3 separate regions of the Homo sapiens genome follow, and all the other regions are linked to region 2. A link is a loop called in an ENCODE intact Hi-C map of the cell type or tissue named here. Cell type or tissue: CD14-positive monocyte. All regions are shown on one strand. Each heading gives the region's core, and the rest is flanking DNA. Links, peaks and the distances in the headings are about the cores only.

Region 1 (7,191 bases), core at 1,030-6,029, 92 kb before region 2:
CGCCCGTCTTCCTGCTTCTGCTGTGCCCTGCCACAGCACTCCTAAGACGGCGAATTCGTTTCTGCGCCAATTTTGTTTTGAATATCTACAAACCACTTTTCCTTGCATGAAGAAAACAAGGCAGGGCCCCCTGGCCCGTCCCACACCTGCGAGAGGCAGAGATACAGAGGCCTCGGGCCTCAGCCTTCATTTCCCCGCCCTAGCTTCGCGCCAAGCTGCAGTGTCCCCGACACACTGTCAGGACACGCGCTTTTCGCCCCTACTTTGTTCTTGCGCAGTCTTCCCAGCTGCGGAGAGGAGGGAGCGAAAGCAAAACGAAAGCACCCGGGGCGCATCAGTTGCAATAGCTTCCCTGAGCGCGGCCGTGGGAGGCCAAGATCTGAGGTCGCGAGGCGACGGTGGGGGCCCGAGCTGCGCAGAAACTGGGTGGGGGCGGTCCCTGGAGGGCGCCCGGGAGCTGCTAGAAGTTGTCCGGAGCCCCTCAACCCCCTTGGAAAAGCGAACGCGGATGTTAATATACCAACTCCGCAGGGAACTTTTGGCCCGGGTCTTGAGCTGAAATTCCAGACTGAATGGGACCGTGCTGAAAGTTCGACGAGGCAAAGGAGTATGGCGCGGGGGCAAGCTTTGACCCCCGGCTTCGTATCCTCGGGAGAGGCCGGGACTCCGGCTCGCCCAGCGAGGGTGCGCAGAGGCCTCCTGGGATTCTAGGCCCACAGAATTTTTGCTCCAGTGAAGTTGGATAAGCACTCCGCCTCCCCGCAAAAACCAGAGTTCTCGGCTTATAAACACTTCAATAAACTCTGGTGACATTCTCCGCGCTCGCTCCTTGCCCTCGCGGCAGTCACTGCAGGGACAAAGGCGGCCTGCGCAGACTTGGAAGAGGCGCGGCCCGCGTGGGCGGCTTTACCGGCCAAAGACGTTTTCAGTTAAGGGGAGGCATCTTCAGAGCTGAGGGTAACTCCCCACAGCCACCCCGCAGGTAGGGCAGCCAACCCCAATCTGGTCAGCTTAAAAGTGTCCTCGGTTTCGCCCCCTTTCCCAGCGAACCAACACTGGCAGATTGGCCTGCGAGCCGCTCGCTCTGTTGCTCTAGCACATTTATGTAGCCAAACGGTCGAAGAGCCCCATCTTTAAGCCCAATAAACACTTAACTTTATTCTATTTAATAACACATTTTGTTGTGGCAATATTTGTGGATTTTGGCAGGTATTAAAATCTGGTGATCCTAAATGAGTCCAATGTGGAAATGCAGTATTCTCTATGAGTAAATAGTTCTGTGCTTCCTCTCACTGGCACCTGACGCAAGGCGCAGCCAAGGACTATTACACCTCTGGCTGCTCGGACGCATCTTCGCACTGCGCCCCCTCGCTCTTTAAACCTGGGAGACTTGTAATTGTGTACCTGTTTGCATTGTTTAGCCTATGCATCGCAGATTATTCATTTTACTAACAGGACTCAAAAACAGCTGTAATTTTCAAAGATGCACGATGGAGTTCGCTTAGGCGAACCTCGGGAAGGCAGTCTTGGTTTCCTGCTAATGTTTTGCCGGTAACAGGCAGTAGTCAATCCCAGACTAGCTTTGTTGGTTTTTATTCCTCCCCTCTTTACCACAACGGCAAATACCAGAAAGTCCCAACTGTAAAAAGGGCGGCCCACTCCGCCCAAATTTCTCTATACGATGCTGAGAGGCGAGCTACAGGTGAAATAGACTCCTAGGCACTTCTCTTAGAAAAAGCCTTCTATTTCCTCTTTGAAAATACTTAGCAAAAGCTGTTTTTGACTTAACAGACTATAAAAATGCCTACTTTCACCATGCTCGCCCTTTGGTTTCATACGAAGCCACTTTTCTCACTTTCTTGCAAGTTCTTTTTTTCCTTTGTAATATATTTTTGTGAAACAGGTTCGATTGGGTTATCTTGCTAAACTGTCCGTCTAAAATTATGAAGTTGATGTTTTCTACTCTCCTTTGTTTAAACAAAAAGGACGCACACGGATGTGAAAGCCCGTGGTTGCCTTTATTCTGCACGCCACCTTTTTTTTTTTTTCTCTGCGTTCACAAATGATGCTTTGCCTGGGCTAGGTTCAGACTTCAGTACCTAAAACGTTATGCGTCTGGGCAGTCCCCAAGAGCTATCGAAAGGCCAGCCTTGCTCACCCCATTGGAACCAGCATCAGAAACCTCGATTTAGAGTCCAATTTGGAAACAGATCCGTGCCTTTCTCGGTGAAATGGGAAGTTGCCTAAACGATGCATCTGGCTTTAGATTTTATGGGGAATATGATCTGGAAAAGGGAACGCCTGTTTCAGCTGGGGCAACACGCCCCGCGCGGGTCCCCTGGGGCTTCTCCTGCAAACAACGCGCGGGATCTCGACCCGCAGGGCCTCAGTCGACCTCTGCGCGCCAGGCTTGGGGTTGACCCCACACCAGCGCGCTCCCTTCCTGGCCTCGCCTGGGGTCTCTGGCAGTGGCTGACGAGGCTTTTTGACCAAAGGAGAAAGTTTGAGGCTGCAGATCACATGTCCTTAAAGGATCTGGGGAGAGGGAGAGGCTCTTTGCAATTGGTGCCAAGAAACTCGAACATCCCGCGCTCGCCGCGAGGCGAAAAGAACTATCCTGGGGGAGCACAAGTGTTCCCGAGACTTTGCCAAAGTTTCCAGAGTCCGGAGGTAGCTTGCCTCCCACCCCCGCCCACCACTGGGTTATTTCCTAATCCCCTCTAGGCTGCCTCGGGCGAGGACCCAGGCGGGGCCCGGGGTGGCGGAGCAGGGAGAGTGGTGGGGAAGATGGACCTTCCTTGTGGCCGGCTCCTTCGGCAGTGGAAACCTCTAAGGGGTTAAAATGGCGCGGCTGGATGGGCGTGGGGAATGTTGCCAGTGTTCGGTCCCGACTCAGGGGAGAAACGGGGTGGGGGTGTGGGGATCCCGGAAAGGGCCGGAAAAGCCGGGAGCACCGGGAGGTGTGAGGCCAGAGTTTCTGCTACTGGGGGCTCTTCCAGGGAAGACGCTGGCGGGAATAGGATGGGGCTGGCAGCTGGGGAGCCTCGCGGTGGCTATTGCACGTCTCGGCCCCCCTGGACAGGGTTATGTCAGGAGAGCGCCCTGGCACCGAGCTCTGGCCGCTGGATAAGATACTCCCTCGCCGGCTCCCTCCGTGAGCGGGGCTGGGCGGGTGCGGAGGGGCGGGCGGTGCGCCTCGCCGAGCCCGGGGCGCTGAGGTCGGCAAGTCGTCTTCGGAACTGGCGGCGGCGCTTCTCCAGTCGACGTGGAAAAAAAAATCGTCTCAAATAGCACCCCTCGGTCTGCAGCCCTTTAACACTGGTAAAGTAGATAACAAGGAACTCTGCTGAACGAGGGAAACTCAGTTTAGAACGTCCCAGAGTTTCCAAGTTTGTCAAGCGACTGGGAATCTTGGTCGCCGCGTGGAGAGCTGCGCCCATTTCCCCTTCCAGAAGAAAACTGAAGGCGTATTCCTCCAAAGGAAGGCTGCAGTCAGGCGCCACACAGAACACAGGCAGTCCTCTCCGGCCGATCTCGGGCTCGCCTCTCCCAGGGCCGTAGGGAGCATCTTTTCTGAGCAGCCCCGGGAGGGCAGCTCCGGGCGCTCTCCGCGCTGGGCCCTGCCGCGGCCGGTGCGTTACATCAGGAAACGCTTGGTCCGGTTTTCTGTCTGCTAGTCAAAACAATTGGCTGAATCTCGAAATAACTTTTTTGATAGTCCGGAAAAGAAACATGACAAATAGACTCACCATCAGGCTTGCGTCAGAGAACCATTTTCCCCAGACTATAGTGAGATTGTTTTTTTCATTAGTTGCAGGAACTGATTTTTTTATGATTTACCTACCTGCTGCAGTTGCTGAATGTATTCTTCTCCCCTCCTTTTCCCCACTTCATCTGGTTGTCAACTCCTTTCCCTCCCCGCCCCCATCCCCCATCCCTTTTAAAGCTCCGGGTACTGGAGTCCATCGTATCCAGTTTGTGTGTGTGTGTGTGTGTGTGTGTGTGTGTGTGTGTATCCCGCTAGTCTAGCCCAGCGTTTATTAATGGTCAATATAAGCCACAGTGTTTGCATAGCCCTCACAAAATGGGTCATGTTTTCGGTTCCTTTGATCTGCAGCGACGGAAAAGTTTTGCTTTGCATATTCTCTTTTTTGCACATCGAGTTTAGTGACGGTGCTCTCCTCACAAGTTACAAGTTCCCTCCCCTTTCAAACAGTTATAGGGATCTATTTTTACAGGGACCCAAAGAGTTAGGAGAAATCCAGCATGTGCTAAGGCTCACCTTCACTTTTTTTTTTTCCACACAAGGATTAACATTAACGATGTAATGAGTTAAAACAGACTTTAATACCACTAAGCATGGATTTCCCCATTAACCTTGGCAATTATGTCACTTCAAAGAAGGAAGTATCAATAACGAAATTCTTTTGAATTAAATAAAATTATGGAAATTGTCCATCTGAGGTCTGGGCGCAGAAGAAGGAGGTTTCGGTATTTTAAAGAAGAACTCTTATTGGTGGATAATTATTAATATGAAATGAAATTTGTAAAGCTAGCCCTATCAGGGTACCTATATATATAGGTGCTTGATGAGTATTTAGTCTCCCTCACACCATTTTCTAATTCCCATCCTTGAAAATTTTGGCAGGAAATACAGACTTCCCAGTGGCTAAAAAATTATGCTGAAACTTCTCTTGTGGTTCAGGTAACCTCCACTTACTTAAAAACACACACACACACACACACACACACACACACACAAAATTTATCCAGGGAACTTTAATAGCTTATTAAACCTTAATGGAACTATCTAGGCAAAATAAAAATAATGGTGATTACGTATTCTAAATCCAAAACACATTAAATTAACTCGAATTTTTTGATGGTTCCAATAGGTAACTATTACCACCTGATTTCGTTTACGAGTTTCCACAGTAAAAACGAAATTTGTCAGCACTCGTTTGCTTCTAGCATTTCTGCTACAGCAGGCTTCGCCGGCAGACTGATCTTTCTAGACCTTGTCTCTTTCAGAGCGCCAATTTTATATTGAGGCTATTCAGTTCTCCACTTTTAAGAGAGACGGGTGCACTTTTTTTTCCTTTAAAAATCAAATGAGAAAATGGAGAAAGAGTTTGTAGCACTCACGGGTGGAGAAAACCCATCTGCCTGATCCTTTTGTCCCGGTGCGGAGTCGCTGGAGAGGAGAGTCTCCTGGAGCCGCTTCGCGGATCCCACTGGGTCACCTGGTCCTGGCTTATTTTCTTTGAGGCCCATTCTCGGGGAGTAAATAGACAGTAGCGAGTTTCCTGGCAACTTTGCACTACTCTTTAAATAGAAGAGAATTCCTCCAGTTTGCCTCCCCTTATAGGCTTTCCCGCCTCAAATTGTTTTAAATGCTCCTCACAGTCTTTTTGCCCCTTCTCCCAATGACAAGGCAAGTCTCAGCGGGTGACCTTGGTGTGTGCCGCAGGGTTCAGGCTCTTGGAGCCCAGCTGCCCTGCTGAGAGAGCGGGAGGATAGTCGCACCTAATTAGTACGCGGCTCCGGCGGAGATGAGTGCGTGGGCACTGTGCGTGCATCTTGCACATGACACCCAAGTTCAAAGCGCCCTGCTTATGAAAACTTGGGGCATCAATATCGTCTCATCACTCAGGCGCCCTTAGCGAATCTGGACAGATCGAGGGGCGCAGTCTTGGCTTCCGGACCAGGACTTTCTTTTTTTGAGATCTATTTAGCTAGTTTAGAAAAATACACCTTATGCGAACATATACAGCTATTTTCTCGCCCTCCACTCCAGTGGTCTGCAAGCCCCTGGTGCTAGTGTGAATATTCCTGAGTCCTGAGCGGGTTCCCGCCCGTGCAGAGCCAAGAACACTGAGCGGAGGTCACTGTAAGTTCAGAGCCGTGCATCCTGGTTAGAATTGGGAGAAAAAATTCTAAGCCCGCCCGGAGCTGCTCAGAAAAGATGGGTCTCGGTCCAGCGCCCCCTTAAAGTCCTCAGTGCGCGAAAGTCTTGGATTACTGTGCTTTGCGCAAATTGGACGCCACGCCTGAAGGGCCCGCGGAATCAATCGCTTGCCTTCTGTGGGGTCCTGGCATCAGCGTGACCAGGACATGCTATTATTATTGGAAACCGAGTCTTGAAGTGGACCCCCAGCCTCCACCCAAGCCCTGCGGCCAGGGAATAATTCTAAGGGCTCTCCCCTTTGGATGTCTAGGGTCGGGGCGGTCTCGGCTCCCTGGATCCTCTGGTGTCCCGGCACCGAGGGGCGCTCGGCAGCGGGGCAGAGGGGACGGCCTCGCGACCCCGCCAGGGGCACGAAGGAACGGCGGCCGAGGGAAGTCCACGCGGGCTCTGGCGCAGCAGCGAAGCTGGAGGCGTTTGCTCCGCTCTGCCCGGAGCAAGGGGCGCGCAGGGGAAACCGCTTCTAGAGCTTCGCGGGGAAGGGATCAGGGGCGGAGGGAATTCTGTATTCTAGTTGTGGATCTTTCGGGTCTCTGTCAGTTAACAGAAGCCTTTGGGGTGTGGGTCCGGGACGCCGCTCGGAGCCGTAAAACCTTGCCTGACCCGGCGCTCCCAGCCACTGCGGTGCAGCCGCCTTCGCCTTCTGGGTGCGGGACACAATCTGGCCCAAGGTCGTTCAAATCGGGGCCGGCCTACCCCTCAGAGAGAGCCTCCGCCCATGGTCCAGTGGCAGGGAAGCCTCAGGCTACGGCCTAGATGGAGCATTCACAAGGGCGTTTCCAGGCCCCAGTGGCCTCTGAGCAGGGGTTAACTGAGGTTCAGGTTTCTTCTGAAAACCTGAACTGAGGTTCAGGTTCACAAAAAGAATTACACAAGTTTCCCAACTCTACAATCTGTTAACTCAAGGCCGATTACCTTCTCAGAATCCTCTAAGTATTTTTGCCTGTAAAGTGAATTTGGACTTTCTTCTTCTCTTCCTCACACAGCTGGTCACAGACAAAAGGTGGGTTACAGGCCTGGAAAAGATTCATCCCCTGCTCACACATGTGCCTCTTTCTTGGGACGTTGTGTGTTCTCCACACTCCTGGGCCGGTCAGGAGGGGTCTTGTGCTCTGCTAGGGAGGTGGGCTTCCCTGTAGGAAGAGTGTGGAGGGAAAGGCCTAGCTGGCCCACTTGGTAGGGAGGGTCCCACGTGGCCTGCAGAAAGGCATGAAAATGACCAGGAG
Region 2 (7,191 bases), core at 1,501-6,500:
AACCTCTGCCTCCCAGGTTCAAGCAATCCTCCTGCCTCAGCCTTAGGAGTAGCTGGGAATACAGGTGCACACGACCCTGACTGACTAATTTTTAAATGTTTTTGTAGAGACGAGGTGTCACTATATTGCCCAGGTTGGAAAGGAATTCCATTTAAAAGAGGATAAAAAAGGATAAAATACTTAGGAATAAATTTCACAAAGGAAGTACAAGACTTTTATCTTTAAAAGTACAAAACGTTGTAATGAATTAAAGAACACCTAAATAAATGGAGCAATATTTCAGGTTTATGGATTGGAAGACTTAACATTGTTACATTGTTAAGATGGTCATTCTCTCCTATTTTATCTACAGTTTTAGTGTTATCCTTAAAAGTTCAGTGGTTTTTTTCCCCCAGATATTAACAAGCTGATCCTAAAATTTATATGGAAATGCAAGGGATTTAGAGTAGCCAAAACAAGATTGACAAAGTAAAACAAAGATAATTCACACTTCCCAATTTTGAAATTTAATACACAGCTGCAGTAATCAAGATTATGTGGTATAAGCATACATACAGAGATCAATGGAATAGAACTGAGAGTCCAGAAATGAACTCAGACATTTATGGTCAATTGATTTTTGACAAGGGTGCCAAGACAATTCACTGGAGATAGAATAGTATTTTCAACAAATGGTGCAGGAATAACTTGCTATTGATATGCAAAAGAATGAAGTTAGATCCTTACCTTGTACAATATGTGAAAAATAACTAAAAATAGATATCAAAAACCTAACTATGAGAGCTAAAAATATAATTCTCATAGAAAAAAATAGGTTTAAATTTTTGTGACTTTGGATTAGGTAATGGTTTCAGATATGACAGCCAAAGTATAAGCAGAGAAAATATAGATAAACTGAACTTAATCAAAAGTTAAAACTTTTGAATTTCAAAGGACACTATCAAGAAGGTGAAAATAAACTCACACAATTGGAAAAACGTTTGCAAATGTTTTCACATCTGATAAAGCTGTAGCCAGAATATGAAAAACTGTTACAACTTAACAATGAAAAGACAACCCAATTTTAAAAATGGACAATACATTTGAATAGACATTCTTCAAAGAAGTATATGAATGACCAATAAGCACATGAAAAGATGCTGGACATCATTAGATACTGGGAAAATGCGATTCAAGACTGCAATGTGATATTGCCTAATACCTACCAGAATAGGTAAAATAGAAAAGACAAACATTAGCAAGTATTGATAAGGATGTGTAGAAGTTGGAACTCTCATACATTGCTGGTGGGAATGAAAATGTTGCATTTACTTTGGAGAACAGTTTGGTAGTTCCTCAAAAACTTAAACACAGAGTTGCTATACAACTCAACAATTCCACTTCTACATATATACCCAAGAGAACTGAAAATATATGTCCACACAAAAGCTTGTACACCAATGTCGATAGCAGCACTATTTATTATAGCCAAAAAGTAAAAACAACCGTATGTCCATCAAGTGATGACTAAAGTGTTGTATATCCATATGATGGAATATTATGCAGCCATAAAAAGGAATTAAGTCCTCATATCTGCTACAACATGGGTGAACCTTGAATACATTATGCTAAGTGAAAAAAGTCAGACACATGTCATATGATGCCATTTATCTGAAAAGTTCAGAATAGGCACATCTATAAAGATAGAAAGCAGATTAATGGTTGATAGGGGCTGGGCAATAGGGATATAGTGAGTGACTGCTAATGGGTATCGGGTTTTATTTGGATATGATGAGAGTATTTTGGAATTAGATAGTGGTGACAGTTGTACAACTATATAAATGTATTAAAAACTACTGCATTGTATACTTTAAAGGGTCAGTTTTATGACATGTGAGTTATATCTCAATTTTTAAACAACCAATTGAGAGACAGTATACAAAATACCTGATCATTAATACTCAAAACTGTTAAGGTCATCAAAACCAAAGAAAACCTGAGAACCTGTCACAACCAAGAACAGCCAAAGGAAATGACAAAAAAATGAAATGTGGTATCCTGGATGGGATCCCGGGTTAGAAAAAGGACATTAGTGATAACTGAGGAATTTTGGGTAAAGTCTCTACTTTCGTTGATAATAATGCATCAATATTGGCTCATTAATGGTGACAAATAAACCATACTAAGGGGAAGCTCATGTAAGAGAACTGTGTACTACCATCACAATCATCTAAGTGTTCTAAAATAAAAAGATTGCTTAGAAAAAAGGCTGGCCAGGCGCGGTGGTTTGCACCTGTAATCCCAGCACTTTGGGAGGACGAGGCGGAGGACCACTTGAGGTCAGGAGTTTGAGATCAGCCTGACCAATGTGGTGAAACACCATCTCTACTAAAAATACAAAAAAATTAGCCAGGCAAAGTAGCAGGTTCCTGTAATCCCAGCTACTTGGGAGGCTGAGGCAGCAGAATGGCTTGAGGTGGGAGGTGAAGGTTGCAGTGAATTGAGATCACACCACTACACTCCAGCCTGGGCAACAGAGTTATCCCCGTTTAAAAAAAATAAATGACAGAGGAAAAATATAACTAAGAGCCTATTGTATTATTCGACATGAACTCCTCGAGATAAATACAATCTTGAAGCTCCTTCTAACTTTAGAAACCTGTGATTTCTTGCATAGTTTGGCTAGTTGAGTTTTGTACTGTAAGTTCCACCGGTCAGCTTCTCAGCCAGACTTGGGTAATTTATGTCCAGGGTGACAGGAAGCACTGAGGAAAGAGCGTTCTCATCAGTGGTGATGTAATAATATGTACACCAAACCCTCATGACACATGTTTATCTATGTCACAAACCTTCACATGTACCCCTAAACCTAAAATTAAAATTAGAAAAAAAAGAGTCTCTTTCTCAGACCCTTCCAAACCAACATGTGTGAAACATAGTGAGTTGTCCTTTTAAACTTTTATCATATCATGTAAAGGTGATGTACTCCACAAGTGGCAGGTATTTACTGAGTGCCTGTCATGTCAGGCATCTGGGAGAGACTAGGGTGAAGCCAGGCACAAAACCACACATTCAACAGTGAATTGCATGCATGATGTATTACCATTATTATAGTGAGTATGATGAAGAACAGGATGTTTTGAGAGCATATAACAGGATCTCACCTGAGTTGGCAATTGGGGAAGGTTTCTGAGGCAGGGCAGTGAAGCCAAGAGGAAGGACCTGTAGGAGAACCTTTGGTGAAGAGGAGGGATGGGCTTTTCCAGCAGGGGGAATGGCATTGGGATGTTCCCATGTCTGAAGGGGACAAGGAGTTGGGAGGAACTGACAAAAGACCACTGAGGCCTGAGGTGTGGAGGCAGGTGCTGCATGGGCAGTTGGAGAGGGAAGATGTGAGATTACTCTGAGAAGTAGAAAGGGAGCTAGGAAGGCATTGAAAACTTTTAAGCATGGCGGTGTCTGGGCTAGATATGTATTAAAAACAATACTCTGGGCCAGGTGCGGTGGCTCACACCTGTAATCCCAGCACTTTAGGAGGCTGAGGCAGGAGGATTGTTTGAGCCCTGGAGTTTGAGACCAGCTTGAGCATAACAGAGAGACCCTGTGGTGTGCACCTGTAGTCCCAGCCACTCGGGATGCTGGGAAGATCCTTTGTGACCAGGAGTTGAAGGCTGCAGTGAGCTGTGACCATGCTCCTACATACAGTGAGTATGACTGTACTCCTGGGTGACAAAATAAGACCCCATCTCAAAATAAACAAATGATACTCTAAATGCAACATATGGAATGGATTTTGGGAGCAGTGGTGGAGTGGGAGACCAGTTACAAGGCTAACTGAATAGCCTTTTAACCAGTTAAAAGGCTAACAAATACCAAAGGCAAAAAGTGATGGGGTGGTGGTGGGGGACAGAAGTTGAGTTGAGAACAAAATTAAGAGGTGGAATTAACAAAAAAGTTTATGGAGGATAAAGAATATAATTTATAGATGCTGATAAATACAGAGGTAGCTGTACTAAAAAAAAAACCTAAAGTATTTGTTAAAAAACAAAAGACAAAACCACCAACTAAAACAACCAACTAATCAACCTAAGATTAAATTAAAACCAAGACCCAGGTCTGGAAAAAAAAAAAAAGATCAGCTTTAACAAGTGAATACATGGTATTTTTAAAAACACGATTATTCCTTCAAAATAGTGCCTACAGTGTCTTTCAAAAAGTTGCCTTTCTCTTTTTCAAATCGTGTAAGATGTGTCATATAAGATTTGGGTGTTTTCCCTTTGCCGATGGTTGGAGAGTGGTGATGTGTCTTGCGAAATTAAACCACAGAGAACGTCGATTTGAAACTTTCGGAGTTTCGGAGAAACTGGCCCTAGCTCAGCTGCCAGTGACCAGTGAGATGGATTCAGAATGTTGTCCTAGTGAGGGTGCTCAGTGACAACGCAGGTCAGAGGCAGGGCCGGCTGCGACTCCACAGACAGACTCACAGCCACAGCGTCTACAATACACACAGCTGCTGCCTGGCTGCGTGACAAAGGTGTCTTGGCAGAAGCATTTTGGCTGTCTGAAATACAGCCTTTGCACAATCCTGAGACTATATTTTACAAGTTCATTTTCTAACATCCAGGCACGCTTTTATGGCATCTGGAGCATTTTGCTGAATGACTTGGTAGTGCACTGCTGACCAGACAGCACATTTCCAGATTTAGATTATAAGAGAAAAACAGCAAGTGGTAAGTTCAGCTGCAGGTCAATGGATACTTATACTACAGTTCCCTCACTGAGCACTGGGCTACTTTATCCCATGGGGACCAATCCTGTAAAGTGTATTCAACAGAGATGGCCCTAGGTGTTTGCTTTTATGGTTGTTAGCCACATTCACACTGGGAATGTGCTGTTATCACATTGTAAACATTATTCTTAATATCAGAAAGAAAACTGGGGAGAGTGTCAAGAATTGGCATGCACAAACTGATAGAATTGCCAGTGGACGTTCTTATTTTCTGAGCATTTATGAGCTGCAGGAGGTAGGTGCAGTCTGTAAAACAAAGGTGGTGAGAAACATTAACCATTTTTTATTGATTTTATTTCAAACTGTGTACATCTTACACGTTTTAGGTTCTTTGTAATGTTGGGATAATTTGGAGGGGACATAATGATGTTCACTGACAAATAGCTTTCTGAAAAAGTCAGGAGTTCATACATTATCCTGCATTGATGAAAGACTTTCAGCCTTTCAAAGCATTATTAGACTTACTACTTAAAATTTTTGCCCAGCTTGTTCAATTTTACTCTTAAGAAGAAGGGAGGGTTAAAAAAATAGTAGTATTAAATATATGAAATCTTAATTTTAAATGATGGCTGTCATCAAGTGTGCCCTCAATGAGAACAAACATTTTTATACATTTGTACTAGAGATGCCCAGTATTGCTTGCTCACCCTCAGTCCCTGTTGTCTTTAATAATCGTGTTATATACAACACAATTTCACCCTGTCTGTTCCTTCAGCCTACCCCTGTTCCATACCTTCCCCAGCTATTAGACTTGGGTGGTCCCTTGACTTCACATCCAGAAATGTCTACAGCTCAGACTGACCAGTTACCAGGTTCTGTGTGCACTGGCCTACACAGATATTATGAGTCCTTCAGAATCAGAAGATGGGAAACTGAAGCCTATGCCAGCCAACCAAAAAGGTCATAGGTAGACTGATAGCTAAGGCAGCCATTTTGGTCATGTGCAAGGTATCAGTTGGTAAAGGGAAAAAAATGAAACTCACATGTAGAGAGAGATGTGATTAAAGAAAGAAAAGAAGTAAGTAACTGCCTGGGATCCTGATAGTTTCTGAGCCAGACCTAGGCCATTTATCTTTAAAATAAATCGACTTTTTCCTTGAGGTAACCTGAATGAGGCTCAATCTTTACAGCCAAAGAAAAATTATCCTTATCAGTGATGTCTGCCTGGTGGCTGGTGAATGGTAAAAACTGGCAGGAGAGACCAATCCGATGGGAAATCAAGTTCAGGTAGGAAATTTGGTTTTAAACCATAGAGAATATTTAAGATTGCTACTTCCTTATTCAGACCTGGTCACTGTGGAGCAATCATCATTACTCCCATTTATCCAAGGCATAGCTGTACATAAGTTTTGTCTCACCTTGGGTGAGATTTCCTTAAAATAAAATACTATAATCATAATGGCTTACTTATGCTTTGGCTTTCATAAAACAAAACAACAACTATGCAAAACCTACCTGTGTCCTCTGTGGTTGGATTGAAAAAAAAGGGGGTAGGTTGTGAAATTAAGCTGAGGACGTGACCATGTGTCTGATGACTAAGATGGAACCCATGTAGGAGTTGAGTCAGTAATAACATGCCTCTTGCTGCAGCTCAAGTTGCCTGCAAACCCCCACGCTTTTTAGCAAATATTATTTTGAATGTCAGAGTGCACAGAGCCGTTCTCTAGGGTTGGGCTAAATTTGACTCTGTGGGAGAATAAACCTAGAATTCCAAATGTGGTGATCCCAACAGAGTATGTGATGCAAGACCAATTTTCCACTTGTGCCGGGTGGGTTTGTTCAAATCTCACACAGAAATGAGAGATGCCAGACGGGGTGTTGACTTGCCCCAAACATAAGGTAGTAATTTAGGTTTTATTTTAAATAAGAATTAGAGTCTGGGTAATCCAAAATTTTAATTTAGAAAGGAGCCTGGGAGAATGGCAGAAGACAAGAGCTAGGCAGCCCTGTGAAGAAGGGTTAGGAGTGGAGCGATGAGGCCTCGTGTGCTTCAGTCCAGTTCTGGAAGAGCTGATTTGTAGTAAAAAAGAGGCAACTCTAAATCTGTGTCTTAGCATGGTTTTGTAGAAAAGCCTAAAGGTGATTCTGGGTGCTGTGATTTGAGGTAGTAGTTTCTTTCTTTAATGTGCAGATAATAGAGTAAACTTTAATGATTAAAGCATTATAAGCTGACTGCAGTGTTTAAACACTGACCCAGTTTCAGCAGTGACCTAATAAGGGTGGCCTGGGAGAAGGGGGGGCTCAGGGGCAGCTTGGAAGAAATAGGTCAAAAGGATTTCTCCCAGTTCTTCTCAGGCAGACACAATGGGACTTGGCATTCTTTGTGCAAAGCCTGGCGGTTGCATGAAGAATTTTCTCCTGAAATGCTCCTCTATGCAATTTACTCTTGGTTCAAGTCGATGCTTGTGATGCTGGGTCATTCT
Region 3 (7,191 bases), core at 682-5,681, 68 kb after region 2:
GACTAGAGGTATGCAAGAAGTTAGTCTGAGTAATGTAAGTTTTAAAATTAGTGAAGCAAGAATTTTAATGATTTTAAAAAGGGTAGTACTAATACTGTGTATGTACAAAGCACTGTGAAATGTATAAAGCATTTTCACATTTCAACAAGGGATATTGAATCGATATTCCATAAGGGATATTGAAATGTGAAAAATCCCTTACTGAAAAGGGATTTTTCATTAAGGGATTTTGGAAAAGGAGGAAGCAGTGTTCAGATGGATTAAGTGGCAAGACCTGGATTTGCTGTTCTGTGTGCCACCAATTCTCAATTCAGTAAAACTGACTCAGTCAATCCAAGTTTTCCTGATTTGGTAGATTTATAAAAGCCTATATATTGAGCTCATCTGTGACATGCAGACTGTTTCTTAAAAAAATTATTTTTTATTTTAATGGTTTTTGGGGAACAGGTGGTGTTTGAATACATGAATAAGTTCTTTAGTGATGATTTCTGAGATTTTGGTGCACCCATCACCCAAGCAGTGTACATTGTACCCAATGTGTAGTCTTTTATCCCTCACTCTCCTCCCACCCTTTCCTCCGAGTTCCCAAAGTTTATTGTAACATTCTTGGTTTTCCATTCCTGAGTTAATTCACTTAGAATAATGATCTCCAATTCCATCCAGGTTGCTGTGAATACCATTATTTCATTCCTTTATATGGCTGAGTAATACTCCATTATATCTATATATCTATATAGATATATAACATTTTCTTTATCCACTCATTGATGGATGGACATTTGGGCTGGTTCCATATTTTTGCAATTGCAAATTGTGTTGCTATAAACAGGCATGTGCAAGTATCTTTTTCGTATAATGACTTCTTTTCCTCTGGGTAGATGCCTAGTAGTGGAATTGCCGGATCAAATGGCAGATCCACTTTTAGTTCTTTAAGGAATCTCCACACTGTTTTCCATAGTGGTTGTACTAGTTTACATTCCCACCAACAGTGTGAAAGTGTTCCCTTTTCATCACATCCACACCAACATCTATTTTTTTTTTTTTAAATGTTTTGATTATGGCCATTCTTGCAGAAGTGAGGTGGTATTGCGTTGTGGTTTTGATTTTCATTTCTCTGATAATTAGTGATGTTGAGCATTTTTCCATATGTTTGTTGACAATTTGTATATCTTCTTTTGAGAATTATCTATTCATGTGACATGTAGGCTCTTGATCCTAATGGTGACAAAAATATCTGTAATGGAGATGATATATTAATATTTTTCAGATATATTTCTATTATAAATTTTGGTATCTTGGGGGCTTCTCAATTATTGAAACAATGAGCTCAAAAGACCAATGTAAAAAGCTTTTCTAAATCTCTGTAGCCTCTCAGTGATATGGTCTGGAGGACTCAGATTATTTAGTTTTTTCTAGAAATGTTCAGAAGATTCCTGCTCTGCCTCTGTAGGCTGAACCAAAGGTCCTCCTGGATAGAAGAAAGACATGATGTTGAGGAAAATGAACAGTTTTCCCTTCTATTCTGAGAAGATTATGGAAATAAGATGGTCAGGTGTCGGAGCCCTTGTTTTTCTTTTCTTAGGGTCCAACTTGGGATAGGGAAGGGACTGTGGGTTTAGAAAGCAGTATCTGTATTGGTATGGATGGTCTGCAGAAACCTTTGCTCCTTTGAGCTACTGTAGTGAAGACTCAAGCCCTTAGGGAAATCATAGGTGTAGGCTTGGCACCGTGGCCATCATGGTGCCTGAGTGAGTGTAGGTGGTACCAGGAGCCCAGGTCTGCCATTCTGGACCCCAGGGACTTATGTAACTCCAAGTCCCAAGGAGGAGAGGTGGAGATGCTGAGGGCCCTGGTGAACCAGCAGAGGCCCTCATGCAGGAGAGAGTTCATTTTGGGTGAGGACTTAAAGATGAGAATAAATAGCTCGGATCTTGGGTTCCAGCAGTCGGTGCCAGCACATGATCTCAAATGGCCAGACAGGTCCATTTGTTCCTCTGTGGTCAGCAGTTCAGGGAGAAACTCAGTCTGGCTCCTCTGCAGCAGAGGCCCAGTGAGAATTCAGATGACCAGGTGAAGCTCTGAGGACCCCCTTTCTTCCTCTATCACGCCATCATTAATGAGCGTACCTGGCCCCTCCAACCAGTCACCTTCTTGAATTGGAGGATGGGGAGGGAAAGATTTTACACAAATAGATCAAGCAATTAATTAAAGAGACTGCCATAATTATTGCATCAGATCAAGGTTGATGGATTGAAAAAGCATTTTATATTATTTTTTCCAGGTTTGCTCTGGGGGTTTAGGCTTTGTGAGGATGATCAGATGAGTTACGTAGAGAAAGTAGAAATTTCCATATTTGATCAAATTTAAGATACAATTGATTATTAGAAGAACCTTTGTTTTATCAATTACTGAGAAAGAAAAAAGTTACCATATTAGTCAGGGTTCAAGCAAAGACATAGAACTAGTAGGAGCTATGTATTAAGAGATATATTGCAAGGAGTTGGCTTATATGATTGTGGGGGGTGGTTAGGCAAGTCTGAAATCCAAAGGGTAGGTCACTAGGAAGGGCAGGCTGAGACTCCCAGGCATGAGTCCATAGGCAAAATTCCTCTTTCACCAGGGAAGTCTCAACTCTGCACTTAAGGCTTTGCAACAGATCGAATCAGGCCCACCAAAACTGTCTAGGATAATCTTCCTTACTTATAGGCAACTGATTATGGACTTTAATCACATCTACAAATACCTTCAATGCAACACTTAGATTAGTATTTGATTGAATAGCTGGAGACTGTAGCCTAGTCAATTTGACACAAAAACTGACCATCACAGCTACCAATTAAACTATGGCAAGTTCTGGTGAGACATATTTCAATTTTAGAGGTGTTAAAATGTAAAAAAAATTTAGAGTTTATGACATGTGGTACATTTTCTGGGTATAGCGCAAGTAATTGAGAACTGTATTACCTAACTTTATTTAGTAATTCTGGGGATTAGTAGTGATTTTGTAATCTTGTAATGACTTGTAATTCTAGAGATTGGTAGTAATTACAACTACCCCTTTGCAGAGAGAAAGCCTGAGTACCAAGAAAGGGAAGTCACTTCCTGAGGATTACATCAGGCAGGGCTAGAATTAGGATCCTGTTTTCCACCCCCATGTTCTTTCAGTCCAGATCCCTGTATTTTATTAGAATCACAGGCAAAGAAGATTGGTGGAATGTGAATTGTGTTTCCCTGGCTGGTGTCCCTGATCACCTGAGAGTTCCAAAGTGTGTAAAATGATTTCGTGGAGCCTGATGGAAAGTCTGCATTTCATCTGAGGCAAAGTTTCATGGGCTAAATAAGATGTTAAGTTGCTTTGCTTTTGGCCAGAGTTTTATGTAGTCCCTTTGGTCACTTTTCTGTCATATGCTCATCAGAAGCTGTGATGACCAGTTATTTAAGTTGTGTGGGTCATTCTCCTGCTTCCTCTCAAGTTCATTCTCTACCTTCCCTCATTTTGCATCAAAGGGAATTAACTTTCCTAGGGTTACTTGCCAATGACTTCTGAGTAGCTTCAGCGAATGGGAGGCACCAGAGGAAGCCTAGAGGGTGGGAGAAGGGAGAAGCCAGGGAGTGAGTGGCTCCCTTCTTGCTCTGCCCTGGGCTGGGTCTCCCTCAGTGGCTGTGTTTCTGCAGTGGCTCTAACTTTGCTTGGATAGTCACTGCCTCCACAGTCCCATCCCACCAGGCAGCCTCCACCATAGTTCTGGCTCCCACTGATGGTCGTGGCTTTTGGAAGGCAATAGCAACGTCTCCTCTCATTGTTCCTTCGGCTCTAGGAATGGCAATGGCTTTCTGCTCTTGTCTCGCCACTCCTTAGGGACTCTTTCAGGTCTCCCATCACTTGCATAATGAATTCCTCATAGCAAATTTCCTGTATTTGGAATAGCTATAGTGGTCCCATGTTCCTGATATGTAGGATTAAAAAATTAATTATTCTGGGAAAAGTAAATCAGTTATTACTTGAGAGATACACATTTGGGTAGATACCATCATTCAAAACATGGCTTCTGTGTTAGGCTGTTTTTGTGTTGCTATAAAGAAATATCCATCTGGGTAATTTATAAAGAAAAGAGGTTTAATTGGCTCATGGTTCTGCAGGCTTTACAGGAAGCATGTCTCCAGCATCTACTTCTGGTGAGGTCTCAGGAAGCTTGCAATCATGGTATAAGGTGATGGGAAGCCAGTGTGTCACATGGGGAGAGCGAGAGCAAGAGGTAGGGGGAAGGTCCCAGACTTTTAAACAACCAGATCTCATGTGTACTAACTGAAGGCTTCCTTGCAATTCCTTAAAAAAGAATAGAATTGATTGCCATTTGAGAGCATGTGGACTGTTTGAAGGGAGGGCTAGAATTTGCTGTTCAATGTTTAGCACATTCTGGGAGCCTAGTAAGCACTGATTCGAGGAATCCAAGTCTTCCAGACTCATAAGCCATTCGTGAGTCATGTTATCACCAAGGAAATGGAGCTAAACCATTCCTGAGGGATCTGCCCCCATGATCCAGTCACCTCACAACAGGCCCCATCTCCAACACTGGGGATTACATTTTAACATGAGATTTGGGGGGGACAAACATCCAAACCATATCAGCTTCCAAGAGGAAAAATATGAAAAAGAAGAAAAGGGACCTTGGCAGTGAAAGGGCTGTAGAGGCACATATGGTAGTGCTGAAGGGAGCCTTAGCAGCCACCAGAGAAATAGGGGTACTTGTCCTGGGTCACTTAGCAGTTCATAAATGAACAACCAGGACCAGAATGCAGTTGTTTTTGCCTCCAGCCACATATTACATAGCACAGTTGGAAGCATTTGGAATCAGAGAGAACCAAGTTAAAAATCCCAGCTCCACTGTGCGTTTCCTCTGTGACTTCAGGCAAGCCTCTTACTGTCTCTGAATGTCAGTGTTCTCATCTTGAAATTGAAACTAAACTTCCCAGTGTTCATGAAACTGTAAGGAGTCACTTGTAAGTGTACTTGGTGGAGTGTTTGGCCAGAGTAGCCACTAAATATGTTACATTTCCTTCCTCCCATTCAGGACTTTTCTATAACACTATCCAGGAACAATTAAAATTTCCAAGAAGGTAGTTTCTTTCTTTTTTAAACTTTCTTAAAATCTCTGCCTTCCCCTTTTGCTGACTTTCAACAAAGCAAAATAAAGGAGCTGACCAAATGCTTTAATAATGTAACTTGGCTGGGCACGGTGGCTCACGCCTGTAATTCCAGCACTTTGGGAGGCTGAGGCAGGTGGATCACTGAGGTCAGGTGTTCGAGACCAGCCTGACCAACATGGTGAAACCCCGTCTCTACTAAAAATACAAAAATTAGCCAGGTGTGGTGGCAGGTGCCTGTAATCCCAGCTACTTGGGAGGCTGAGGCAGGAGAATTGCTTGAACCCAGGAGATGGAGGTTGCTGTGAGCCAAGATCGAGCCATTGCACTTCAGCCTGGGCGACAGAGTGACTCCATCTCAAAAAAACAAAAAACACAAACAAACAAAACCCTCAATGCTTTAAAAAAAATCTTGCAATTCCTTAAAAAAGAATAGAATTCATTGCCATTTGAGAGCAAGTGGACTGTTTGAAGGGAGGGCTAGAATTTGCTGTTCAATGTTTGGCACATTCTGGGAGCCTGGTAAACACTGATTCAAGGAGTCCAAGTCTTCCAGACTCATAAGCCATTTGTGAGTTAAAACAAGCCTCCTTTGAAGTGCTTGGACATCCTTCTCTACACTATCTTTAGTTGCCATTTTGCCCCTTACATTACAGTAAGAAGTACATTTGTATGGAGTTATACATGCCACAGGCCTGCTCTAGGACACTTGGCAATCAGCAATCGTTCAGACCTGCTTTCCTTCATTTTCCTTATTGGTTCCAGGTTGAACATAGGTCTTGTTACCGTTCAAGGGCCTGCTCCTATGGGCCCATGCCCCAGGAGCCCTAAGCCTTTTGGCCCAGTTGAAAAGCTGAGTTACATGAGAAGGTGACAGCCTCATAATGGCCCGTGTTCCAGCCCCAGCATTGTTACCCCCTACAATGCTGTTGTAGGAGTGTAAAGAAGCAGTCGCTTAGACTCCTAAATGCAGTTCTTCTCTCTCGAGACCACCTTGGATTGGAGAACACCCAAATGAGCAGGATTGCTTTTGCTTTCAAAAGAGTGATACCTGGAGCACAGGTATCCACCTCCCCCCATATCCCATGCTTTGAAAACTATGTTGTATTAGTGTTTTATTAACTGTGCTTGAATATTGGGCATCCTCCTATATTGCACCTTGATATTCTTGGCTGTATATAAAGAGTTGCTTCACTTTTAAGGAAGGTGGACTTAAAAGTTTATTGTTTGTGTTGTGATTTCCTTTCAAGTAGTTCCACTCTGTGTAACAATGATGCAAAGCAGGCGGAGAGCTGACCTAGGGCTTTCAAGTGGGGCAGAGGTAAGCAAAGAGATTTTTCCCTGATTAATGCTATCAGTTTAATTTTGTTGAATAAATGGGTGGAATTAGGTTGAGGAGTGTAGGTTCTTGCCAGATCCACCAGAAAAGGTGGTAGATATAGTTATAATTAGAGTAGTAATCAGAAGGGTTTAAATTCTGTGCAGATTGCTTTAACTCTCCATTTTAACATGTTTTTTTTTTTTCTTCCCTAGCAGATTACCAGAAATGGGGTTTCAGAAATGCAGTTCTAAGCATGACCTGGGGTGATGGGGCGCCTCTATTTATGGCAAATGGCTTTGACTTCTGTGGGACTGGGTCATATTGTTACAGCTGCAAGACTAAAAAGCATTTGAATGATTATATTTTGATTAGAATTCTTCCTACACTTTTAAGGAACATGGAAACTTCAGTCTCTTTTTCTCTCTCAATCTCTCTCTTTACTTTCTCTCATTCTATTTCTCTTCTACTTTCCCACATCCCCTTTTTGGAGACTGTGTTGTACTAATCTTTTTTTTCTTTTAATTATACTTTAAGTTCTGGGATACATGTGCAGAATGTGAAGGTTTGTTACATAGGTATACACGTGCCATGGTGGTTTGCTGCACCCATCAACCTGTCATCTACATTAGGTGTTTTTCCTAATGCTATCCCTTCCCTAGCTTCCCATCCCCCGACAGGCCTCGGTGTGTGATGTTCCCCCTCCCTGTGTCCATGTGTTCTCACTG

What was found. A loop is a pair of places that touch in the nucleus more often than their neighbours do. Peaks named below come from ENCODE experiments on the same cell type or tissue, not always from the same donor. Only the 100,000 strongest peaks of a DNase experiment are listed, where the experiment ranks them.
Region 1: it touches region 2 in a loop (3-fold over the local background); 11 of 110 quality-filtered maps call a loop at or near these places.
Region 3: it touches region 2 in a loop (2.1-fold over the local background); 2 of 110 quality-filtered maps call a loop at or near these places.

Annotation. Positions count from the first base shown.
Region 1 is chr13:50,127,229-50,134,419 of GRCh38, forward strand. The region is part of intron 2 of DLEU1 (deleted in lymphocytic leukemia 1); the gene reads left to right. Among named protein-coding and RNA genes, the nearest start is that of DLEU2, 5.3 kb to the left of the region's middle. RefSeq lists silencers at 3,107-3,206, 3,983-4,062. In CD14-positive monocyte, for the core only: no CTCF peak of the experiment used is centred there; DNase peaks (open chromatin) are centred at 3,703, 4,103 and 5,554; H3K4me3 peaks cover 3,848 bases; H3K27ac peaks cover 744 bases; H3K27me3 peaks cover 4,841 bases.
Region 2 is chr13:50,218,383-50,225,573 of GRCh38, forward strand. All of the region lies in intron 2 of DLEU1 (deleted in lymphocytic leukemia 1), which reads left to right. LOC124900337 (a long non-coding RNA gene) reads left to right here and starts at 4,456. Exons shown (of 2, transcript XR_007063796.1): 1 at 4,456-5,995. In CD14-positive monocyte, for the core only: no CTCF peak of the experiment used is centred there; DNase peaks (open chromatin) are centred at 2,749, 3,669, 4,369 and 6,309; H3K4me3 peaks cover 1,898 bases; H3K27ac peaks cover 5,000 bases.
Region 3 is chr13:50,287,327-50,294,517 of GRCh38, forward strand. All of the region lies in intron 2 of DLEU1 (deleted in lymphocytic leukemia 1), which reads left to right. Among named protein-coding and RNA genes, the nearest start is that of DLEU2, 170 kb to the left of the region's middle. In CD14-positive monocyte, for the core only: no CTCF peak of the experiment used is centred there; DNase peaks (open chromatin) are centred at 2,585, 3,085 and 4,945; H3K4me3 peaks cover 1,305 bases; H3K27ac peaks cover 3,492 bases.